Linked DNA regions of Mus musculus: regions 2 and 3 are each linked to region 1. The links are chromatin loops, found by intact Hi-C in ENCODE. Cell type or tissue: left cerebral cortex. All regions are shown on one strand.

Region 1 (2,500 bases):
ACTATATGTGTCCTGGGCAATCTGCTGCCTTCTGGGCCACTGCCATTGTGGAGCAGCTAAAGTATCATCAGATGTTTTTTTTTGGGGGGGGGGGCACAGAAGATCCACTCTGACCCTGTGTGTCTCTGAACATGTGGAGCCTGGGCAGGAGGATCTGTGAGAGTCTCTCATGAAGAGAAGCAACCCTTCTCATGTTCTGAGTGGAATGTGGGGGAGGTGAGCCACAGGGTGGAGAACAGCCTGGTACTTCTTATCCATCAGATCACCTGCTGTTAGCCTGGAGAGCTACTTGGCAGACCCCTTGCACTTCCTCTAAGTTCTGAGATGGCCTTAGGGAATCATGCCCAGCACCTGACCCCAGTGAAGAAAGTTGTTGAAAGGACTGAGGTGAGGCCTTCCCACTACCTTCTTCTCTTTTAAGTCAGGAACCACAGAACTTTTAATGTTTAATAATTAGGAGACAGTTTACCAGGATGTGAGGACTCTAAAACTCACGTGAAAAACTGGGAGGGGAAGGGGAACACTTTGTAAACCTAACGATATCAGCTGTGGTGAGAGCACATGCTTTATAAAACCTAAGTACTTTCAAGTCCCTGTTCCAGAATCACTGTTGACGGGCAGGGGAGGCTCACGCCTTCAATCCCAGCGCTTGGGAGGGAGTGGCAGGTGGATAGTCAGGGCTGTCAGAGAAGCGCACTGTTGGGAAAAAAAATAACAAAAAACCAAATGTAGTGGCTATTCCTGGTTGTCAACTTGACAATATTTGGAATGAACTGCAATCCGGAATTGGAAGGCTCACCAGTGACCCTTATCTGGAGGCTTGGAGATCCTTATCTGGATCTTGGTTTGAAGATCTTGAGCCATAGTGGCTATGGATTCCAGAAGATTGAATCTCCGAGTTTAAGGAACACACCTTTAATCTGGGCTACACCTTCTGCTGGAGACAATATAAGGACATTGGAAGAAGGGAGTCTAGCTCTTGCTCTTGCTCCTTCGCCTGCTTGCTGCGTGAGACTGAGTAACTGCTAGATCCTTGGACTTCCATTCACAGCTGCGACTGAATCATTGTTGGGAATTGGGCTGCCAACTGTAAGTCATCAATAAATTCCTTTACTATCTAGAGACTATTCATAAGTTCTGTGACTCTAGAGAACCCTGACTAATACACCAAACAAACGAAAAACAAACAACAACAACAAAAACCCAAATAAATCCTGTGTCCACATAGTAATTAGATGAATGAAGCAGTTTGGCTTTCTCCCGGCTTGGGGAAATGGCATTCTGGATTTCAGTGTAAGTTATTGGCAGCTCTCATCCCTTCTGTGTGGCAGCTGTCTTCTTTATGACTTCAAGTTCCACCCCAGTGTGAGTCTGAAGTTAGTGTTGTTTGTAATCCACAGTGTCAATGTGATTACTCATTTGGTAGCCATTCTAGTTGAAAAATGGTTGGAAATCTGCCACACCAACTTCAATAGGATCTGTGTGACAAGTTCCCCAGACTGAGGCGATCGACCTCAAAAGGGGGAGGCCTCCTGGAACCGGCTGTGGAACTCTTCGCCGGAGAAAAATTATTGAGCTGTAGTTCTCATGGCTATCCATCTGTTTTGTTTCTCTTATTCCTTTTCTTATTTACATGTTCCTGGTAGCCTGGTCCAAGATCTTAAGCGAGAATAATGGGTAAGAAACTATCCCTTGACATAGGGTCACAAACATGACCCTATCCCAGGGGAAATCAATGTTTTACTTTTTAAATCATTTTCAAAACTGTTGTGATAAATAAAAACTTTCCCAACAATGAAATTTCATATAGCTACACATGTGTCATCAGCAGTTGGTTCTGGTATATGGTAAAGAAAGCCTTAATTAGAAAGTTTTAAAATGGTTAAAATTTATGCATTGAAGATTTATAAAAAATCAGGCATTAGATGTTAAATAATAATTAAACATATGGGGTTGGAGAGTTAGCACGGCGGTTAAGAGCAATGACCATAGAGATTTATTAACCTGCTCTTGGAAATATGCCACTAGCCTTGGATGTCTGCCCTACTGAATACATCCTTTTCGAATTGTTATAATTTGATGATTTATACTAATAATGATATTACCTGTTCTGCTTGTGATTCACTGAATACATAGTTTCAGAGTTGTAATATTTGGATGATTTTTGTGCTTTACTCTGCCAAATGATTTTTGTTGGTATTTGTGATTGTTTTGCTGGATACAGTTTTTAAGAGTTGTAATGTTTGTTTGTTTGTTTTTAATGTATAAAATCCCCTGCTTGAGAGCTACAGAATAAACTCAGATTCGAACTGTCTCTGTGTTTGTTTCTGTCACAGCCAAACCCTTACCCACCTCACCTAACTTTGAGGACCCTTATTCCAGGGACCCCCATACCCGACTGGGGTGCTCTGTGACAAAACTCGTCTTGTACCTGCTGTAAGTGTGTCTCCACCACCAAGGTAATTTTCTATATGGACTTAGGATCCATCTTGGCCAACTC
Region 2 (2,500 bases), 64 kb after region 1:
TTTTTTCCTCAGCATGGCCCTTATCACTGGTTAGGGCCGGGTCTGCCCCTGAAAAGTGCTTGACATTTCCTGTCCCAGGTCTGAGGACAGACTGGGACATGTCCTGCATAGACTCACAGCTGGGTAATGGGATAGTCATGGCCATTATTATTCATGAATCACTTCCTGTCTATAGAACACACACAGACGTGCAAGAGTACATAAGTGCATACACACACACACACACACACGTACACCTACCAGAAGTTACAGCTCTTCTTTGTGGGATTTTTTTAAGATTTATTTTTTTTATGTATATGAGTACACTCTAGCTATACAGATGGTTGTGAGCCATCATGTGGTTGCTGGGAATTGAACTCAGAACTTATGCTTGCTCCGGCCCCAATCAGATTGATTTATTTTTAGATGTATTTTTAGATGTAAGCACACTGTGGCTATCCTTAGACACACAAGAAGAGGTCATCAGATCTCATTACAGAGGTTGTGAGCCACTATGTGGTTGCTGGTATTTGAACTCAGGACCTTCAGAAGAGCAGTCAGTGCTCTTACCCGCTGAGCCATCTCACCAGCCCCTCTTTTGTGGTTTGGTGGGAAGCAGGGTAGGTTGTTCCCAGTACCTGGGCATATTGTTTCTGCAGCTGGAGTGGAACTTGTCAGGCTGGGGCTATGTCTTTATGGGTAGGGGGTAATGCCCAGTAAAACCTGTCTCAATTTCTCTTGATGGGAGGCATCTTCCTGACTAGTTTGAGATTAGCTGCAGGGTTTCTAGAACAGTGCTTGTCAGGGTAGTAGAGAAGAAGGGGCTCTGAGTCTTGGACAGTGTTCAGAAGAGGCTTGACTGTGGCCTGTGCTGGGTGATGGCCTGCCTGGGTGCATATAGTCCAGCCCATGATGTTCTTTTTTTTTTTTTTTTTTTTTTTTGGTTTTTCGAGACAGGGTTTCTCTGTGTAGCCCTGGCTGTCCTGGCACTCACTCTGTAGACCAGGCTGGCCTCGAACTCAGAAATCCGCCTGCCTCTGCCTCCCGGGTGCTGGGATTAAGCCCATGATGTTCTTATCTACAGGACTGCAGTAGTCTTTCCGTGTTGGTCATCATCCAGCTGTTATTTAGACAGGTGTGCCTTGGGACAGTTGCCCTGGGAAGTTGGACTCCTATTTATCTATAGAATGGGTGGCTGTTGGGCCCTGCCTTAGTGTTCAGGCAGTGTAGTTGTGAGAGCTACATTTTTGGTTATGTGGCCCGTGGGTCTTTGGGACAGTGGGAGTGAGTGCAGTGTGAGTCTTTAGGATACATTCCAGGTGACTCATGGGATGTGTACCGTGCATTTAACTTGGATGGGAATATTTGCCTCCAACTCTGGAAAAAGGAAAACCCATTAGCATCCAGATAGGTCCTCCTGTTGGTTCTCATTGAACCCTGAGCTAAAAGGGGTGCATAAGAGGGATCCCCTGGACTGGAGCCCTCCCTACTGCAGGTCACTCCAGCCTGGCCCCTGGCTGCCCTTGCCTTCTGCTTAACAGGTAGTCTCCTGGTCCTCAACCCCTGGCCTGGGTTCTGAAACCCAGAAATCAAGAATTGATCCTTTGTTCTCTGGTCACATCTGCCTGGCCTCGATGCTGGCTGGTCAGGCAGCACCAACTAGAAAAGCAAACTAGTGTTTGATCAGCCTTGGTAGCACACTTTTCCTGCTAGCTGTGTTCTGGCTGAGGGGGGCCACTTTCTTTTTTCCTTCCTTCCTTCCATCCTTTCTGTCTGTCTGTCTGTCTGTCTGTCTGTCTGTCTGTCTGTCTGTCTCTTTCTCTCTTTTTTTTGGGGGGGGGGTGGTTTCGAGACAGGGTTTCTCTGTATAGCCCTGGCTGTCCTGGAACTTACTTTGTAGACCAGGCTGGCCTCGAATTCAGAAATCCGCCTGCCTCTGCCTCCTGAGTGCTGGGATTAAAGTCATGGGTCACCATGCCCCGCTGATCTTTCTTTCTTATTATATATTTTCTTCATTTACATTTCAAATGCTATCCTGAAAGTCCCCTATACCCTCCTCCACCCACCCTGATTCCAAACCCACCCACTCCTGCTTCTTGGCCCTGGCATTCCCCTGTATTGGGGTATATGATTCTTCACAAGACCAGGGGACTCTCCTCCCATTGATGGCCAACTGGGCCATCCTCTGCTACATATGCAACTAGAGACACAGCTCTGGGGGGTACTGGTTAGTTCATATTGTTGTTCCTCCTATAGGGTTGTAGACCCCTTTAGCTCCTTGGGTACTTTCTCTGGCTCCTTCATTAGGGGCCCTGTTTTCCATGCAATAGATGACTGTGAGCATCCACTTCTGCATTTGCCAGGCACTGGCATAGCCTCACAAGAGATAGCTATATCAGGGTCATGTCTGCAAAATCTTTCTGGCATATGCAATAATAGTGTCTGGGTTTCGTGGTTGTATATGGAATGGATCCCCAGGGTGGGGCAGTCTCTGGATGGTCCTTCCTTCTATCTCAGCTCC
Region 3 (2,500 bases), 140 kb after region 1:
CGTAATTTTTTTTTTTTTTTTTTTTTTTTTTAATGTATAAAATCCCCTGCTTGAGAGCTGCAGAATACACTCAGATTCAAACTGCTTCTGTGTTTGTTTCTGTTTGTCCCAGCCAAATTCTTACCCACCTCACCTAGCTTTAAGGACCCTCATTCCAGGGACCCCGATACCTGACTGGTGTGCTCTGTGACAAAACTCGTCTTCTACCTGCTGTAAGTGTGTCTCCACCACCAAGGTGATTTTCTATATGGACTTGGGATCCATCGTGGCCAGGTCACTTGTTGCCCTGATTAGTGGTGATATCTCTATTTATCTATTTTTTCTTAGTCCGTGTTCTATTACTATGAAATGATGCCATGAACACAGCAACTCTTTTGGTTTTTTTAAGATTTATTTATTATTTTATATATAAGTACACTGTTGCTGTCTTCAGACACACCAGAAGAGGGCGTCAGATCTCATCATGGGTGGTTGGGAGCCACCATGTGGTTGCTGGGATTTGGACCTTCAGAAGAGCAGTCAGTGCTCTTACTTGCTGAGCCAACCTGCCAGCCCCACTGCAACTCTGATAAAGGAAAATATTAACAAGGTCTGGCTTACAGATTCAGAAGCTTAGTCTGTTATCCTCATAAGAGAGAAGCATGGCGGCATGCAGGCAGACATGGTGGGCGGCATGCAGGCTGACATGGTGCTGGAGAGGGAGCTGAGAGTTCTACATCCGCATCAGCAGGCAGCAGGAAGAGAGAGTACCCCTAGATTGGCATGAGCATTTGAAACCTCAAAGCCTATCCCCAGTGACATTCTTTAGCTACCAAGGCCACATGCCCTAATGGCTATCAAGTAGCTCTGTTCCCTAGTGATCAAGCATTCAAATATATGATCGTACGGGGGCCATTCCTATTCAAACCACCACACCTATACTGAAGTTTCTCAGCCAACAAGCTCTGAGCAACTGCTTCTTGAGATAACACAATTTGGGGGAGGGGTTTGGTTGTGGGCTCCATCTCTTAGTAGTTGGACACACTGGTGAGCTGAACAGGAATTGCTATGCTGAGGGCAAGACCCTCAGTGGATGGGGCTAACAGCTACCTCACTCAGAGTCTCTGATGGCTCTGAATCTACCCAGGCATATGTGGAAGTCTGAATGAGAATGGCTCCCCACAGACTCCTGTATTTGAATGCTTGGACCTCAGTTGGTAGAACTGGTAAAGATTAGGAGGTATAGCCTTATTAGAGGAGGTGTGTCACTGGGGTAGATTTTGAGGTTCAAAAAGCCAGGCTCTTTCTGTTTCTGTCTCTGTCTGTCTGTATGTCCGTCCCTGTCTCTGCCTCCATCTTGTGGATCAGATGTAAGCTTACAGCTGCTGCTCAAGCACAGCGCCTGTCTGCTTGTCTACTTGTGGCCATGTTTCCCACCATGATGACCATGGACTAACCCTCTGAACTGTAAGCAAGTCCCTCATTAAATATTCTGTTTGTCTGACTGTCTGTCTGTCTGTCTCTCTGTTGTTGTTGTTTGTTTTTGAGATAAGGTTTCTCTGTGTAACAGTCCTGGCTGTCTTTGAACTTGATTTGTAGACCAGGCTGGCCTCAATCTCACAGAGACCCACCTGCCTCTGCCTCTGGAGTGCTGAGATTAAAATTGTGCACCAGCAGCGCCCTGCTTAAATGATTTCTTTCATAAGTCGCCCTTATCACATAAGGTGTCTCTTCACAGCAATGGAACAGTAACTAAGACAGCATCTCTGGAGCCTGTGTCGACCTTGCCATCTGGGTGGTGAGAGACTCCAGGGTACTGTCCTCCAACAAGCAGCCGACCCTGGCTTACAGCCACCTTCATACCACTGGCCAAAGCAAAGAGGCAAGGATTTTAGTGTTCTGTTGTCTTAGCCACACAAGGAGGGCGGTGATCAAGGCTTTCTCCTAAGCTAAGAACCAGAGCTGGCCACGAGGGACAGGATTAGGGAGCCATACCATGGATTGCTATGGCTGTGTGGGTCAGCTGCCATCTTGTCAATCTGTGTGGGACCTGCCCTCTCCAGTGTTAACTATGTTCAGCAGTTCTCAGAGTGCTAAATTAATTCAGTCAGTAAGGAAGGAACTTTGAGATGGTTCTTACTATGTATGACCTGGCTGACCTGCCTTACCGACCCCCGTTTCGTTTTATACCAGACAGGGTATCCCTTGGCCTTGAACTCACGCAGCTCTGCCTGTCTCTGCCTCCAGAGTATTCAGATTAAAAGCTCTTTATTTTATTTCCTTAGAAATAAAATTTTCATACAGTAAAAGTCTACAAAAATACATTCTTGTATTTATTTCTTACATCACTGTCATTTTTCAAAGGTCTCTTTTTTTATCCCAAGTTTGTAAAATTTTTTTTTTTCCTTCTTAGTATAAATAAAGCTTTGAAGAAAGTATTTCCGACATTTAGTTACACATCTACAGAACTATTGGCCTGCCCTCAAATTGCTATTAGGCACAAAAATTAGGAAATCTGTGG

What was found. Hi-C counts contacts between places; a loop is a spot of excess contacts. Peaks named below come from ENCODE experiments on the same cell type or tissue, not always from the same donor. Only the 100,000 strongest peaks of a DNase experiment are listed, where the experiment ranks them.
Region 2: a loop joins it to region 1, with 7 times the contacts of the local background. A loop is called at or near these places in 15 of 42 quality-filtered maps.
Region 3: a loop joins it to region 1, with 22 times the contacts of the local background. A loop is called at or near these places in 11 of 42 quality-filtered maps.

The regions. Positions count from the first base shown.
Region 1 is chr1:93,856,179-93,858,678 of GRCm38, forward strand. No RefSeq gene overlaps it. Among named protein-coding and RNA genes, the nearest start is that of Gal3st2, 3.9 kb to the right of the region's middle. In left cerebral cortex, no CTCF peak of the experiment used is centred here; a DNase peak (open chromatin) is centred at 1,396.
Region 2 is chr1:93,919,817-93,922,316 of GRCm38, forward strand. The region is part of intron 1 of Gal3st2b (galactose-3-O-sulfotransferase 2B); the gene reads left to right. Among named protein-coding and RNA genes, the nearest start is that of Gal3st2b, 2.6 kb to the left of the region's middle. In left cerebral cortex, no CTCF peak of the experiment used is centred here; no DNase peak of the experiment used is centred here.
Region 3 is chr1:93,993,400-93,995,899 of GRCm38, forward strand. It overlaps Gal3st2c (galactose-3-O-sulfotransferase 2C), which reads left to right. Exons shown (of 8, transcript NM_001039219.3): 3 at 1,718-1,861. Among named protein-coding and RNA genes, the nearest start is that of Gal3st2c, 4.1 kb to the left of the region's middle. In left cerebral cortex, no CTCF peak of the experiment used is centred here; no DNase peak of the experiment used is centred here.